Linked DNA regions of Homo sapiens: region 1 is linked to region 2. A link is a loop called in an ENCODE intact Hi-C map of the cell type or tissue named here. Cell type or tissue: HepG2. All regions are shown on one strand.

Evidence for each region. Hi-C counts contacts between places; a loop is a spot of excess contacts. Peaks named below come from ENCODE experiments on the same cell type or tissue, not always from the same donor. Only the 100,000 strongest peaks of a DNase experiment are listed, where the experiment ranks them.
Region 1: it touches region 2 in a loop (14-fold over the local background); 76 of 110 quality-filtered maps call a loop at or near these places.

The regions. Positions count from the first base shown.
Region 1 is chr21:44,511,543-44,519,542 of GRCh38, forward strand. All of the region lies in intron 9 of TSPEAR (thrombospondin type laminin G domain and EAR repeats), which reads right to left. It overlaps TSPEAR-AS1 (TSPEAR antisense RNA 1), which reads left to right. Exons shown (of 7, transcript NR_103707.1): 7 at 3,955-5,033. TSPEAR-AS2 (TSPEAR antisense RNA 2) reads left to right here and starts at 5,673. Exons shown (of 2, transcript NR_026548.1): 1 at 5,673-6,293; 2 at 7,086-7,435. In HepG2, no CTCF peak of the experiment used is centred here; DNase peaks (open chromatin) are centred at 3,659 and 5,939.
Region 2 is chr21:44,789,677-44,797,676 of GRCh38, forward strand. All of the region lies in intron 1 of UBE2G2 (ubiquitin conjugating enzyme E2 G2), which reads right to left. Among named protein-coding and RNA genes, the nearest start is that of UBE2G2, 8.1 kb to the right of the region's middle. RefSeq lists an enhancer at 3,532-3,621. In HepG2, a CTCF peak has its summit at 3,822 (motif pointing left); a DNase peak (open chromatin) is centred at 3,825.

The DNA.
Region 1 (8,000 bases), 280 kb before region 2:
CACATGCCTGTACACAGGCAGATCCCTGCAGGCACACCCATGCATCCGCCTGCATGACATCTACACACACACATGCACCCACACAGCACAGCTCTCCCCACATTGCTGGAAAAGACTGAGGACACACGCCTCCAGCCCTGGGCGTCCTTCCAGTGGAGCCCCTGCTTCTTAGCTACTTGCTGATGCTCACCTGTGTTGAGGCAGATCCTGATGGACTGCCGGGGCCAGAACAGCCTGAAACTCCCTCTCAGGGAAAGGCCCGGAGTGCCCGCCCTGTAGCAGCCCAGGGTGATGGGGGACCCCGAGCTGGCACTCAGCACTGTGTAGAGAGAGCTTTACTGCAAGTTGGGGCTGAGCCGGGCATCACATCTCAGTGATGAGTGAGGTGCCCTCCCTGCCCAAAGGAGCCCTGGAACGGGCTGCTGCAGATGGGGGACCATGGAGGGGCTGCCCGGGGCCTTGGGGGCACAGAGGAAGAGGGCCCAAAGGCATGGAGGACGGACAGGGGAGTTGGCAGCAGGAAGCAGGGAAGGGTATCCAGGCAGAAGGAACTGCAGGACAGACACACAGGACTGAGGGAGCCAGGAGGGCTGGGCGCACACAGAGTGCGGAGCAGGGGCTGGGGCGGGCCTACAGGGCCTGGGTGCTGTGGAAAGCAGCTGGGCCTCCAGGCAAAGGTCACTGGGGAGCCGGAGGAGGCTTTTGAGCAGAACGAGGAGGTCAGATGTATGTGGACGGCTCTGAGACCCACAGGAGCTAGGAAGGTGTCAGGAGAGAGGTGAGCCAAGTGCTGTGGGGGTGGGGTGGGGTGGGTGCCACTCCTAAGATGGGAAAGAAGGGTGGTGGTCTTGGAGACAGGCTTCTGGAGACCCCTCAGAGAACTCGGTACATCCCTAGGGATGGAGACAGGGGCTTTGGGAGACCACTCAGAGAACCTGGTATTTCCCTAGGCATGGGTGGCACACGGGCTGCTGTGTGAGCCCTGGGGAGGGGCAGGTGGCAGGAGCGTAGGGTGGAGGTGGCGGTGCTCTGGCCACAGCCCTGAGGCTGGTGGAGACCCTGGGTTGGGAATGCGCGAGACGGGCAGTCTGGTCTGGTGGGACCTGTAGCACTGCAGCCTGCCTCCAGGGCAGGGATTGTGCCCACGTTTCATGGGGTGGCAGGGAGCAAACTTTGAGTTGCATCTTGGTTGGAGCCCAAGGTGGGGCGTGTATTTGTTCCAGGAAGAGCACGTGTCAGCTGTGGGGGTGGGCATGGAGGTCTGTCCAGGGCATGGCAGTGGCCGGAGTGAATGCTGTGTGGTCACCTGCCTGGGTGCTGCTACGAAGCAGAGCTCTTGCTGGAGTGCAGGGCCAGACAGGCCTGGGGGGCCGGGGGCGGCTCAGAGGCTGCTCAAGTCACCCTTCTGTTCCCTGTACCCAGCGAGGGTCTGTGCACCAGATTTAGCAAATCCAGGGTCCCTGTTCAATCTAAATTTCAGACAACGAATGATTCTTTAGTCTGTGTGTATCCCATGTAATACTTGAAACATACTTTGGCAAAAAGAAAAATTAGTTTATCTGCAACTGGCTGGAGGCTGGCAGAACCCCCACGGGGTGTCACCGGCTCCTGGTCCCAGCATTTAGCTGGCCGAGTCCACGGTAGGGCGGTCATTGTCATTGGCTATTGACAGCCCCTCCTCCCTATGCCAGGCTGTCAGAAGCCCCTTGCAGGTTGGAGTGAACCTGTCCCTCTGCTGAAGCCGGGGCCTTCTCACATTCAGAAGTGAGGAGGTGCCCCCCAGGGGCTGTGCCAACCCAGGCAGAGGGTGTGCAGTGTGGGACCCCCCTGTCAGGCCACTCCCAGATTTTAAGCACATTAGGGACTCATAGAGGAGAGAGAAAGAATCTTCACATCAAAGGCCCTGCCAAACCCTGGCTGGCACGGGAGCCAAGCGACCAGGCACCTGCTGGGCTGGGCAGGCCCTTCCCGCCCTCCCTCCAATGGAATTCCCCAGAGCCTGGCCCTGCTGCCCTGGCACGGTGCCTGGCAGCTCAGGAGCATCTTGCTGGGATGATGGTGCTTCCGGGACTTGGCAGCCAGGAGCACCTGGAGCCCCCAACAGCTCCCTCGAGGGCGGGTGGGCACCCGGTAATCAGTGGATTAGTTGCTGGGCAAAGAGGCCCTTGGGTTCCGGCTTTGATAGGGCAAAGAAAGAGGATGCCTCTGTGGTCTGGGAATGCCAGGGGAGGGGAGGGAGGCAGGATGCACCCCTGGGGCTCCCTCCCTAGCCACCAGAAGGCAGTTCCCCAACAAGCCCTGGTTGGGGGGGCAGTGGCATCCTCTCTGAGGGTAGCCAGCTCAGGCTGGACAAGCATCCCGGGTGGCCATGGGGGCAGCGCTACTGGATGACAGGTGACTCCCTTGAGAGAACTGGGCTCAGCACACTCCCCAGCCAACTCTTGGGTGCCCCCCGTGCTCTTCCCGGCCCTGCAGAACCCGCAAGCCTGGCACCTTCCCCAAGCTGCCTAGGCCACTGCCAGCTCCTGTGTCAGAGAAGACAGAAGTCATGGGGCATAGCTGCCACCTTCCTGGAGCCCTCCCGCCCAGGCTCTGCCCAGCCCCTTCAGGCTGTCCTGGGCAGTGCTGACCCCTCATGCCACCCCCTTGACAGATGTGCAGATGGAGACTCAGACACAGCCAGGCCTCATGAGGGTGCTTAGGGGCTCCTGCCTGTTTTTCTAAGCACCACATGGCTGCCTGCCGGGCACCTGTCCCCAGAGTGGCCCCCACTGTATCCTTGCCTACAGCACCTCTTGCCCTTCCATGGCCATGGAAGCGAGTACACACACGTGTGCATGAGTGTGCATGTACATGTGTGTTGAGCCATGGGCGGGACCCTTGGGAAGTGTGTGGCACCAAGTCGGGGGCCCAGCTGTGACGAGGGGTCCTTACTAACATGGTGGCTGCTGCTGGCCTTGTGAGGACCCCACATGCCGACAGCTGCAATCACAGAAGCACCAAGCTTTGGAAGCTGCAACACCTTCTGAGGTCTGCAGCAAACTCACTTAGAAGCCAAACCTATTTTGGAGTCCACATTTGGTGACCGCGACTGCACGGCCTACTCCTCGTCAGCTCAGGGAGCAGGACCCTGTGCCTAGACTTCTAGGGACAGAGCTCACTCCTCCTTTGGTCCAAGCTGGGGAGGCCCAGTCATTGGAGGCCTGGTGTCTCCAACCTGGAAGAAAGTTGTTCTAGAATTCCTGGTGGGATGGGCAGAAAGACTTTGAGGGCAGGCGGAAGAATGGGACATCAAACCACCTTCCCCAGGGTGGGCAGCCAGCTCCTCACTCATATCTGCCCTGGGGCTGCAAAGTCCTGCCATGCCCACCGACCATTCCCTTGGAGCACTGTACTTAACCTGCAGTGCCCTGGGAATGCGCCCACCCTGTGTTTCTGGGAGAAAGTGAGGTCTGTGTGCACAGCTCCTCAAACCCCACCTGCACCCCACACCCCCGCAGACCCCTCCAGAAAGGGCGCCTCTCTATGGCACACACCCACTTTCAAAGCATCTCGGCTTCACCCGCTTCAAAGCTCACGTTCATGAAAGACATTGCAAAACTCAAACCAAACAGTAAACAAATTAAGACATCTCTAGGACCTAAAAGGATTTCAACACAATGTGAGAAATGTTGGCAAAACATGAAAGTGGGCTTTGTGAGTTTTGAGGAATTACTGAGTTTTGAAAGATGAGGCTCAGGCCAGGTGGAGAGGAAGCCCGTCCATGTGTGCGTGGTCCCAGCGCCTTCCCAGGGCCCTCCTAAGGCACCTTCAGGGCCTGGGCCATGATGGCGCCCCCAGCAGCCAGGTCCCCGTTCCCGGAGTTCTGGTTCTGCTTTGGGAGCTGCAGCCGTGCTTCCTTCTGTCTGCTGTGGTCCTGCTCTAGCCCCTGCTCTTCTCTGATGTTTCTTTCAGGCGGATGTCACCCACCCCTTGGGACTTCGCCATGGGTCGCTAGCCCAGACCCTCCCCTTGGTTCCGGTGGTTCCATTTCTGCCCCTTTGCTGCTGGCCCCCTTCTGAGGATGCCCGTGCATCTCCAGGACCACTGCTCCAGTCCTTGGTGTAGATCAAAGCTGGCCTTCACACGCGGCCTGAAAATGTAGAGTGGCCGCCTTCTGGGCTGGGCTGCCACCTCCACCACATCACCCGTGACAGAAGCCCCGTGTTTTTCGGTAACCACGTTCCACGAACACCTCCCGACTGCCTTCCAGAACACACAAAGATCAACGAAGCTCAGAATCCAGTCCCGACGTCATTTCATGAAGAGCAGGTAGTCCATCAAAGGGATGGGCCCCATGAGTGAAGGGCTGAGACCCCACCATGGTGTGAGGCGTCCCAGGCACTCCCGTCACGGCCCAAACCAGGCTGCAGGCTCCATCCCCATGGGGCAGGCACAGAGGAGGCGATTCATGTGGACACAGGGACACCTGTGGACGCCCTGGCTCGGCCGCTTACCGCCGTGTGTTTGTGGCCAGGTCCCTGCTCCTGAGCCTCAGTTTCCACACCTGTGAGATGGGTCTGAGGTGGAATCGCCAACCAGCTGAGGATGCGCAGCCACAGACCACCTTCCAGAAATCTCCAAAAGGCTTTCCAAAACAGGAAAACAAGGAAGGCTGCCATCAGCAGGAATTCCAGGGCTTTCAGAATGAGGCTGTCAGGAGTGAAGGGAGCTGTGCTCCACATGCAGGGCAGTGGCCAGGGCTGCCAGGCCTTGTTTATCTGGGAGCGCCAGGCTGCCTGCCTGCACCTGGTCTGGGCACCTGAAGGCAGAGCTGCTCCTGCTTAGGGTCTGTGGCAACTGTCCTCCTCAGTGGGTGCTGCTGGGAGCTCCTCTGATTCCTGGTGGGCGGCTTCTGGCCTCGCCTCTTCACCCACGGTGTAGGGTGTGGGATGGAGATGCAGGGCCTCTGCTCTCCTTCTCCCCTCCCCCAAGCAGCCTGGGTTGTACCTCCACTAATAAACACCAACACCCGCGCCCAGGGTGGGTTCGGCCACGGGGCGATTCTCTGAGTGACACATCAGGATCAGCTTCGTGTGGTCCTGACCTTACGGTAATGTCAGCCCCCAGAGCCAGGGGCCGGGCTATGGCACCACCCACCCAGGCGATTTCTATGTCGGGATGACCAACTGTGCCATCCCTGGGGCAGTCCCCCATGCCAGGCAAACATTCTCCTTTCATGCTTAAAATCACAGGACGGGTTCACCTGCTTCGTCCTTGGACCTGTGATCTATGTACGCTGCTTTTCAACAAGTTTCTAGTTGTCCCCTCCTGGGTATGGCCCTCCCCTCCTTCCTTCCCAGAGGAAGAAAACACACCAGCTCTGCATGCGAGAACGCTCCCAGCTCTCCCATCTTCCCATCGCAGGAGCCCCTCGCTCCTGCACCCTGGGGCTTTCGGTCCTGTCCCACCTCAGCGGCTGCTGCACAGGAAGGCCGTCCTGGCCTGGCCCCTGTGTCTCTGCCTTCCTCGACTCCTGCAGTCTGTGCTTCTGTCACTCCTTCAGCACGCCATCCCTGGACACACTTTGTGCTCCGTGGACTCCACAGCCCCCAAACCCCCTCTTATGCCCTCCCTGACCCCAGACCATCTGGGCTGGCTTCTCTCTAGGACACATACCAGTTCTCATTCCAGAACTTTCCTTATGGTCATCTTTGGGTGGAGCCACCACTTCCAGTTCTGATCTTCTCATTCTGGTTGAGTACCTGGGCTTGCCAGTGCACCCCCCAGGAACACCGCCTAGTCCAGGGCTCCCACAGGTCTCAGACTGACAGGAGACTGGGTCATATGACCAGCACTAGCCAATGAGCTGTGAGTACACGTGACACAGGGACAAGCTGGGTCATGTGACTGGCACTAGCCAATGAGCTGTGAGGACGTGAGCACAGGTCCAGCTAGGCTGGGTCATATGACAAGCATTAGCCAATGAGCTGTGAGGACACGTGAGTACAGGTCCAGCTAGGCTGGGACATGTGACTGGCACTGGCCCATGGGCTGTGAGCACAGGTCAGGTCAGCCCCTTCCTGCTGCTTCCCACCGTGTGTGCTCCTTGTCTGACTTGATATGAGAACTAACCCAATATGGCAGGAAGCCACTGACATGTGGGAGCCGTGCATGGCAGTGGCCAGCGTCCTTGTCCTGCGGGGGCTCTGTGGACATCACTCGCCTTCAGAACACTGAGCCCTCCTACCTCCTGATATCCAGGGCTGCCGATGGGAAATCCCAGGCTGCCGCGGCTCCTGTGTGCTTTGAAGGTAACTTTCCTTTGCTCTCGCGCTCCTTGGGCTCAGCGCCCTTTCAGTCTGATGAGATCTGGGCGGTTTTCTTCAAGCCTTCTCTGACAATTCCATCACTGTCCTCACCCTCTTCTTTTTTTTCTAGAACTTTGGTTAGCCAGATACAGACTCTCCTGGTTTGATTCTGTCTCTTTTCATTCTACATTCTAGAAGATACTCTTAACTTTATATTTCAGTCATGTTAATGAATGTCTTCTTTTAATGCCAGCAATTGCATTTTTAATGTCCAAGCTCTCTGTCTCATTAGTAGCATTTTTTATTTCGTAAGTGCAGTATCATCTTGAATACTTCTGAAGACAAGTATAACTTAAAAAAATTCCTTTCTGTTTCTAGAGCTAGCTCAGTTTCTTTCAGCCTTTTTCTTTAGCCTGACTCCTGCAGTTTTCAGGATTTTTGTCAAACATCCGGGGACCCTTAGCTGGAGAGGATGGCATGGGTGACACGCAGCTGGCCAGGTACGCTCTGGGGCACTGGGGCATCTTGAGCACCTTGGTGCAGTGTCGTGAAGAAGACACTGTAAATTGGACTTGGTGTTATCACAGGGGCTTTAGGATCACGGTGTTGGTAGATCTAGGATGATAATCTCCAAAACGCACTCCCCAACCCACTGCAGGGATCCTTTCTCTTGTCACCTCACTTTGTGATTTAGAATGCAGGACCTCCAGGACAGCAGCCTCTCCGTGGCACAACAGCTGTTAGGAGACCTTGCCTAGTTGACGAGAAAGTCACTTGTGGTGCCTTTCCATCCAGGGTGCGCGACTCTGCTCTCAAGACCCCCTGGAGGCCCGCCCCCTGCCCCCCACCAGCTCATTCGTTAGATGATTGGAAGTGACTGCCTACGTCTTCTTTCAGGATAAAGCCTCAAGTCCTGCAACTATTCCTTGTGTGATAACGTTTCAAATCCCTTCCTGGTTCTGGCAAAGCTCCTCAAACATGCTCCAGTGTGCTGGGGCTCTGCATGTGTGAGCCTGGGGCCAGCAGGGCGCACGTTCATGTCAGGGCACCAGTATGATCCTGATGACACATGACTGGTGTGGAGCCCCGGGTGTTTCCACGGGAACTGCTGTCGGCCGGATTGCTGTGCTCTGCAGCTGTGCCCAAGTCCCCAAGCCACCCTTTCGTTGCTGCTCGATGTCACCATTTGCTTTTGTTGTTTTTTTTTTGTTTTTGAGATGGAGTCTCACTCTGTCGCCCAGGCTGGAGTGCAGTGGCGTGATCTCGGCTCACTGCAAGCTCCGCCTCCCGGGTTCACGCCATTCTCCTGCCTCAGCCTCCCGAGTAGCTGGGATTACAGGTACCCGCCACCATGCCAGGCTAATTTTTTTTTGTATTTTTAGTAGAGACAGGGTTTCACCGTGTTCACCAGGATGGTCTTGATCTCCTGACCTTGTGATCCGCCTGCCTTGGCTTCCCAAAGGGTTGGGATTACAGGCTTGAGCCACTGCGCCCAGCCCACCATTTGCCTTTTGAGCCACTGTCCCCGCGTATCGAGCCCTCCTTGGGAGTCCCAATTTCCAGCCCATATCACGCTCTTGGCCCCAGCTTGCAGCTGCTTTCGCATCTCAACCTCACCAGCCTCAAGTCCAACTCCAGGTCAATGATTACTGGTCAGAGGGGCCATTCCTGCTGAGCCCTGTGGTCAGGCTAACCCATGACCGAAGGCTC
Region 2 (8,000 bases):
TAGGTAAGAAGAAAAATGGAGGCAGAGTTGAAAAGAGCCACTGTCAGAGTCAACACGAATGATGCTGTGGTCCAAACGCTTGCGTCCCCCCAAAATTCCTATGTTGAATCCTAATGTATGTGGTATTGGGAGGTGGGACCTTTGGGAGGAGATTAGGTCAGGAGGGCAGAACTCTCATGAATGGAGTTAGTGCCTTTATAAGAAGAAACGAGAGATTTGCCTCTGGCCATGTAAGGGCACAAGGAGAAGACAGTCATCTGCAAACCAGGAAGACAGCCCTCACCAGACTTCCCAGCCTCCAGAATTGGGAGCAATAAATGTTTGTTGTTTAAGCTCCCTGGTCTTTGGTATTTTTTTACAGCAGCCTGAACTGACTAAAACAGATGGCTAATAAGCACATGAGAAAATGCTCAACATTGTGAATCATAAGGGTAATGCAAATTAAAACCACAATAAGATACAGCTCAATAGCTTCAGCATTATCAGTATCTTTAGTCACAAAAGAATGGCCAAAATTAAAGACTTAAAGTGCTGGCAAGTTTAGCAAGTAGATCTCTCATGCACCACTGATGGGAATGCAAAATGGTTTGGTTACCCTTTGGGAAAGAAGTTTGACCATTTCCACTAAAATTACATATATATTGACTCTAAGACCCAGCAATTCTACTGGGTCTTATGTTGCCATAGACTTTTGTGTGAATGTTCATAGTAGCTAAATTCGTAATAGCCCCAAACTGGAAACAACCCAAATGTCCATTGATATGGTTTGGCTTTGTGTCCCCACACAAATTTCATCTTGAATTGTAATCTCCAGGTGTTGAGGGAGGAACCTAGTGGAAGGTGACTGGATCATGGGGGCAATTTCCTCCATGCTGTTCTCATGACAGTGAGTTCTCATGAGATCTGGTGGTTTTATAAGTGTTCGAAAGTTCCTCCTTCACTCTTCTTTCTTGCCACCTTGTGAAGAAGGTGCTTGCTTCCCCTTCGGCTTCTGTCATGATAAGTTTCCTGAGGCCTCCCTAGCCATGTGGAACTGTGAGTCAATTAAACCTCTTTCCTTTATAAATTATCCAGTCTCAGGGAAGTTCTTATAGGAGTGTGAAAACAGATGAATACAGTAAATTGGTACCAGGGGTACTGCTATAAAGATAACCTGAAAATGTGGAAGCAACTTCAGAACTGGGTAGTAGGCAGAGGTTGGAACAGTTTGAAGGGCTTAGAAGAAGGAAGATGTGGGAAAGTCTGGAACTTCCTAGAGACTTGCTGAATGCTTTTGACCAAAATGCTGATAGTGACATGGACAATGAAGCCCAGGCTGAGGTGGTCTGAAAAAGAGAAGAGGAACTTCTTGGGAACTGGAGCAATGGTCACCCTTGCTATGTTTCAACAAAGAGAATGGTGAGATTTTGCCCCTGCCCTAGAGATCTGTGGAACTTTGAACTTGAGAGAGATGATCTGAAATTGGAACTCGTGTTTAAAAGAAAGCAGGGAATAAAAGTTTGAAAACTTCGCAGCATGACGGTGCAATAAAAAAGAAAAACCCATTTTCTGGAGAGAAATTCAAATAAGTAACAAGGAGCCAAATATTAATCGCCAAGACAATGGGGTAAATGTCTCCAGAGCATGTCAGAGATCTTGGCAGCAGCCCCTCCCATCACAAGCAGGGAGGCCTAGGAGGGAAAAATGGTTTTGTGGGCCAGGCCCAGCCCCGCTGCTACTCTGTGCAGCCTTGGTACTTGGTGCCCTGTGTCCCAGCTGTTCCAGCTCCAGCCATGGCTAAAAAGGGCCAAGGTACAGCTCAGGCTGTTGCTTCAGAGAGTACAAACCCCAAGCCTTGGCAGCTTCCACGTGGTGTTGGGCCTGTGGGTGCAAAGAATTCAATAACTGACGTTTGGGAACCTTCACCTACATTTCAGAGGATGTAGGGAAACGCCTGGATGTCCAGACAGAAATCTGCTGCAGGGGCAGGGCCCTCATGGAGAACATCTGCTAGGGCATTGCAGAAGGGAAATGTGGGGTTGGAGCTCCCAGAGTCCCCACTGGGGCACTGCCTAGTGGAGCTGTGAGAAGAGAACAACCATCCTCCAGACCCCAGAACGGTAGATCCACCAAGAGCTTTGCACTGTGCACCTAGAAAAGCCAAAGACACTCAATGCCCACCATGAAAGTAGCTGAAGGGGGTGGGTGTGGGAGGGCTGTACCCTACAAAGCCACAGGGGCAGAGCTGCCCAAGACCATGAAAGCCACTCCCTGTATCAGTGTGCCCTGGATGTGAGACACGGGGTCACAAAGGAGACCATTTTGAGCTTTAAGATTTAATGACTGCCCAGCCGGATTTCGGACTTGCATGGGGGCCTGTAGCCCTTTGTTTTGGCCAATTTCTTCCATTGGTAATGGGAGTATTTATCCAATGCCTGTATTTCCATTGTATCTTGAAAGTAACTAACTTGCTTTTGATTTTACAGGCTGCTAGGCAGAGGGGACTTACCTTGTCAGAGATGAGACTTTGGACTTGGACTTTTGAGTTAATGACGAAATGAGTTAAGACTTTGGGGGCCTTGCTGGGAAGGCATGATTTGTTTTGAAATGGAATGGTTTTGAAAGGAACATGAGATTTGGGAGGGGTAGGGGGAGAAATGACATGGTTTGGCTTTGTGTCCCTACCCGAATCTCACCTTGACTTGTAATCCCCAAAGTGTTGAGCGAGGAACCTGGTAGGAGGTGACTGGATCATGGGGGCAGTTTCCCTCATGCTGTTCTCGTGATAGCGAGTTCTCAGGAGACATGATGGTTCTATAAGTGTGTGGCAAGTTCTTCCTTGGCTTGCTCTTCTCTCTCCTACCGCCTTGAGAAGAGGTCTGTTTCCCTTTCTGCCATGACTATAAGTTTCCTGAGGCCTCGTCAGTTATGCAGAACTGTGAGTCAACTAAACCTCTTTCCTTTATAATTACCCAGTCTCAGGTAGTATCTTTATGGCAGTATAAGAACGGACTAATGTACCGATTAACCGTTTAATGAACCCACAACCTTGGGTAGAACAAGGCCTACCCAAGGAAAAATTATTTCACTCAAAATACCACTAACACCTGCTGAGAAGCCCTGATCCAGGAAACAGAGGTCCTGAAGAGACCTAAGTGCTGTCACAAGGGTGTGCTGACACCCAGCAGTGAGAGAAGGCAGAGTGGCAAGGAGGGGCCAGCAAGGCAGGCCAAAGGCAAGTGCTGGCCCCAAGGGCCAAGTGCATTAAACATTTCAGGGGTGGGTGGGAACTGAATGTGAATGAGGTCAAGTACCAAGCCGACTAAGACCTTGGATTTCACAAGCCACACCCTGATGTTCTCCCTTTGTGTCTCTTCATGTGGAGTAGATCAGGAGAAATAACCACAGAACCTAATTTGCTAGGCTTCCTACACCCAGTCATCTAAAATCTAGTCCCATTCTTGTGTCTCAAGCCAAACCGCCTAATTATAAGAAAAAAATAACAGATTACGGCAGATAGACTGTAAACTGCTAAGCAGGTGGGGTGCGGGAGAAACACAATGTCAGTGGGCAACTAAGTAGAGGCCTGGCAGCAGAACACACAAAAGCTTTACAAATCACCTTCGTGGGACCATGAAGAAGAGCTCGTACCAAAGAGAGCTGGCTTTATTCTTCATCTGGAGTTCCCCTTTGGCACTCCCCTGCGTGACACCCTCCCTTAGGGAGGGGAAAGGGTGGTCTAAAAACTGCAGCTCCAGACCTGCTCCTGGCAATGCAGGCTCAGCACAGAGACCTGCCCGGGTGTGCGCTGGCCTTCCCGCCAGCTTTGTTATTCAACAGTGGCCTCTACTGGTCAATAAAGAAGTGCAGCAAATGAGTTCAGAGGCTGGAGGGAATGGTTCAGGGCACTTATTTTTTCCATTTTGTTTTTTGCTTCCAAAGCATATACACGCGTACACAAAATAATATACAGTTTCATGTTTACTGATAAGAAACAAGTTCAAAAAAAGAGACGAATCTTGGTATCAGGGAAATTTTCAGAGGCCATTCCTTGCCACTTAAAATAGTGGCTTAACAAATAGCTACCACACAAAGTGAAATATAACCTTTGACCCAGCAATTCCATTTCTAGGAATCCATCCCACAGATAACATTGGTGAAGATAAAAAATGTATACACAGGCTATTCATTTCAGGACTATTTGTAAAAACAAAAAGAAATTAAAAAGAACTTGAGTGTCTATCAACAGAGGACCAGTCAAATTATGATACATATACCAGTGGGGTACTTTGCAGCTATAAATACCTCTACATGCTAGTACAGAACAAACTTCAGGACATATTACATGAAAAAAAAGAAGGTGGAGAAAAGTGTGTGACTAGGGCCTTTAAGAGGTAATTAAAATTAATGTGGTCATTAGGGTGGACCTTAATCCAATCTGACTAATATCCTTTTAAGAAGAGATGAGGACACAGGCATAGAGGACAGAGCCTCAGAAGAAACCAGCCCTGCCCTATCCTTGATCTTGGACTTCCAGCCTCCAGGACTATGAGGAAATACATTTCTGTTGTTTAAGCCGTGCCCAGCCTGTGTGGTAGAGCAGCCCTAGCAAACACAGTGCTGAAACAACTGCACTGCCATTTACAAATAATTTACAAATAAACCTTGGCCTTTATCTCATACCATATGGAAAACTTTGATATGGATCCCAAACCTAAATACAAGAGCTGAAACTATAAAACATCTAGAAGAAATCATAGGAGAAAATCCTACTGCCACCTGATGTTTGGCAGTTATTTCTTAAATATAACACAATAGCAAGAAATATTTTAAAAGTCAATAATTGAATTTCATCGAAATAATAAAAACCCTTCTTTTTTTGTTTTTTTTTTTTTTTGAGACGGAGTCTCGCTCTGTCACCCAGGCTGGAGTGCAGTGGCGTGATCTCGGCTCACTGCAAGCTCCACCTCCCAAGTTCACGCCATTCTCCTGCCTCAGCCTCCTGAGTAGCTGGGACTACAGGGGTCCGCCACCATGCCCAGCTAATTTTTTGTATTTTTAGTAGAGAGGGGGTTTCACCGTGTTAGCCCGGATGGTCTCCATCTCCTGACCTCGTGATCCGCCCACCTCAGCCCACAAAGTGCTGGGATTACAGGCGTGAGCCACTGCGCCCAGCCAAAGAACTAAAACTTAAGAAAATCAACACAATTTTGAAAGAAGCAAAGACTCAAGTCACTTTATCTAAAAAGACATATGGATGGCAAATAAACACGTGAAATGATGCTCAACATCACGAGTCTTATGGAAATGCAAATGAAAACCTCAGTAAGGGCCGGGGGCTGTGGCTCATGCCCGTAAATCCCAGCACTTTGGGAGGCGAGGCAAACTCCTGAGGTCAGGAGTTAGAGACCAGCCTAGCCAACATAGTGAAATCCCGTTTCTACTAAAAATACAAAAATTAGCCAGGTGTGGTGGCACGCGCCTATAGCCCCAGCTACTTGGGAAGCTGAGGCAGGAGAATTACTTGAAGCCAGGAGGCAGATGTTGCAGTGAGCTGAGATCATGCCACTGCACTCCAGCCTGGATGACAGAGAGAGCACCTCAAAAATAAAAAATAAAAAAAAATAAATAAATAAAACAAAACCTCAGTAAGACTGCTATACACCCAATAGAATGGCTAAAATTTTTAAAACTGGAAGGGCGCAGTGGCTCGCAGTTGTAATTCCAACACTTTGGAAGGCCAAGACGGGCAGATTGCTTGGGCCCACGAGTTCGAGACAAGCCTGGGCAACATGGCGAAACCCTATCTCTACTAAAAATACAAAAATTAGCTAAGCGAGGTGGCATGCAACTGTAATCCCAGCTTCTTGGGAGGCTGAGGTGGCAGGATTGCTTGAGCCTAGGAGGCAGAGGCTGCCATGAGCCATGACTACACCACTGCACTCTAGCCCGAGTGACAGAGTGAGAACCTGTCTCAAAAAAAAAAAGAAAGAAAGAAAGAAAAAAGAAAACAAAAAACAACTGGCCACGCGAAGTGTCAGCAAGGAGGTGGGGCAACGGGAACACTTAATACACTGCTAGGGAAATGTGAACTAGAGGAAAACTGGCCGTTTCTTTAAAAATTAAACACACACTTCCCATTATAACCCTGGTTATTTACACAGGAGAAATAAAAGCATATATCCACAGAAAGACATGTACATTTAGGACATGCACACAGGGGGAAGATGGCCATGCGAAGATGGAGGCAGAGATTAGAATTACACTACCTCAAGCAAGAGAATGACAATAAACGCCAAGGATGACCAACAATCACCATTAGCTGGAAGAGGCAAGTAAGGGTTCTCCCCTCGAGCCCTCAAGAGGAAGAATGACCCCATCAACACCTTTATTTTAGATGTCTGGCCTCCAGAACAGTAAAAGAATAAATTTCTGTTGTGCTAAGCCCCCCATGGGCAGCCCACTTCTACCTGGGTCTATCTCTGACACTCCTAGGAAAGGCTGGATGATGAATGAAGACAGAACATCAAGACAAGACAGCAGTTTACAACAATTGAGTTCTTTCCTGGCTCTCCTTTTTTCCTGTTTATGAACCTAGGCAAAATCATCTTGTCTGTTGCTCAATTCCATAAAATCTGTAAAATTAGGGGGCTTGAACAGAATCATAGCCAAGGTCCCACCACCTCTGAATTTCTGCAGTTATATGACTACTCCCAAATACAATAAAGTGTGCATGAACATCTAACCAAATTTATCTAAACCCCTTCTATGTAGAGATTGATTCTGTCAAGTCCACCTTTACACTGGAATGTGCTACCTTAAAATACGTTATGAGGACAAACTAGATGTTAAGATACACACACAAAAAAAACCAGTAAATGATACACAAAAAAAACCCACTAAATTTTATCACATTATTAAGATACAGGAAAAACAAAGTCCCCTCAATAACACACTGTATTCATCTTCTGTCACTGCTGTAACAAATTACCACAAATTTAGTGATTTAAAACAATACTCATTGATGATCTCAGAGTTTCCAAGCGTCAGAAGTCTGGACACAGCATGGGCCAGCTAGTTCTCTGCTCAGAGTCTCACCAGGGCTGCCACTCCAAGTTCATTGAGGTTGCTGACAGAATTCACTTCCACGGGTCTGTTGGTCTGGGATCATTCTCAGCTTCTTGAGGCTGCCCGCCTTCCTTAGGTCATGGCTCCTTCTTCCATCTTCACAGCCAGCCACAGAAGGTAGAGATCTTGTCATATGTTGAATCTCTCTGACCACCCCCATCCTGCCTTCACTGACTGCTTTTGAGCCTTATGTTATTATTGGATCCTTCACGGTAATCCAGAATAATCTCCCACTCTTTAGGTCTGCTGATTACTAACCTGACTTGCATCTCCAAAGTCCCTCCACCGAAGTACTAGAAAGTGCTTGAATAACAAGGGCATGGGAATCTTAGTGAGGTATGTTTAGAGTTCTACCTTCTACACATAGTCCAAAATTTCATGTTAACATGTAAAAACACACAACACACTTCCGTGACAAACCTTCGGAAATCAACCATTATTTAGGTCTTATTACTGCAAACTAATTGACAATATAATTGAAATAACAGATGAAGCTTCTGTCAGGACAATAAAAGGGAGAACATATCTTTGCTAATGCAAATATCCTTAGAAAATGCAAGTTCAACAATGCAAAGACTGGCCTGAAGCAGCAGCCTGAACTTAATTTCCTATGCAGGGGTTTAATGATTTTCTTCTCAATAAAAATGAGAAGGCCGGGCGTGGTGGCTCACGCCTGTAATCCCAGCACTTTGGGAGGCCGAGGCTGGCGGATCACGAGGTCAGGAGATCGAGACCATCCTGGCTAACACGGTGAAACCCCGTCTCTACTAACAATACAAAAATTAGCCGGGCATGGTGGCGCGCGCCTGTAGTCCCAGCTACACGGGAGGCTGAGGCAGGAGAATGGCATGAACCCGGGAGGCGGAGCCTGCAGTGAGTCAAGATTGCGCCAC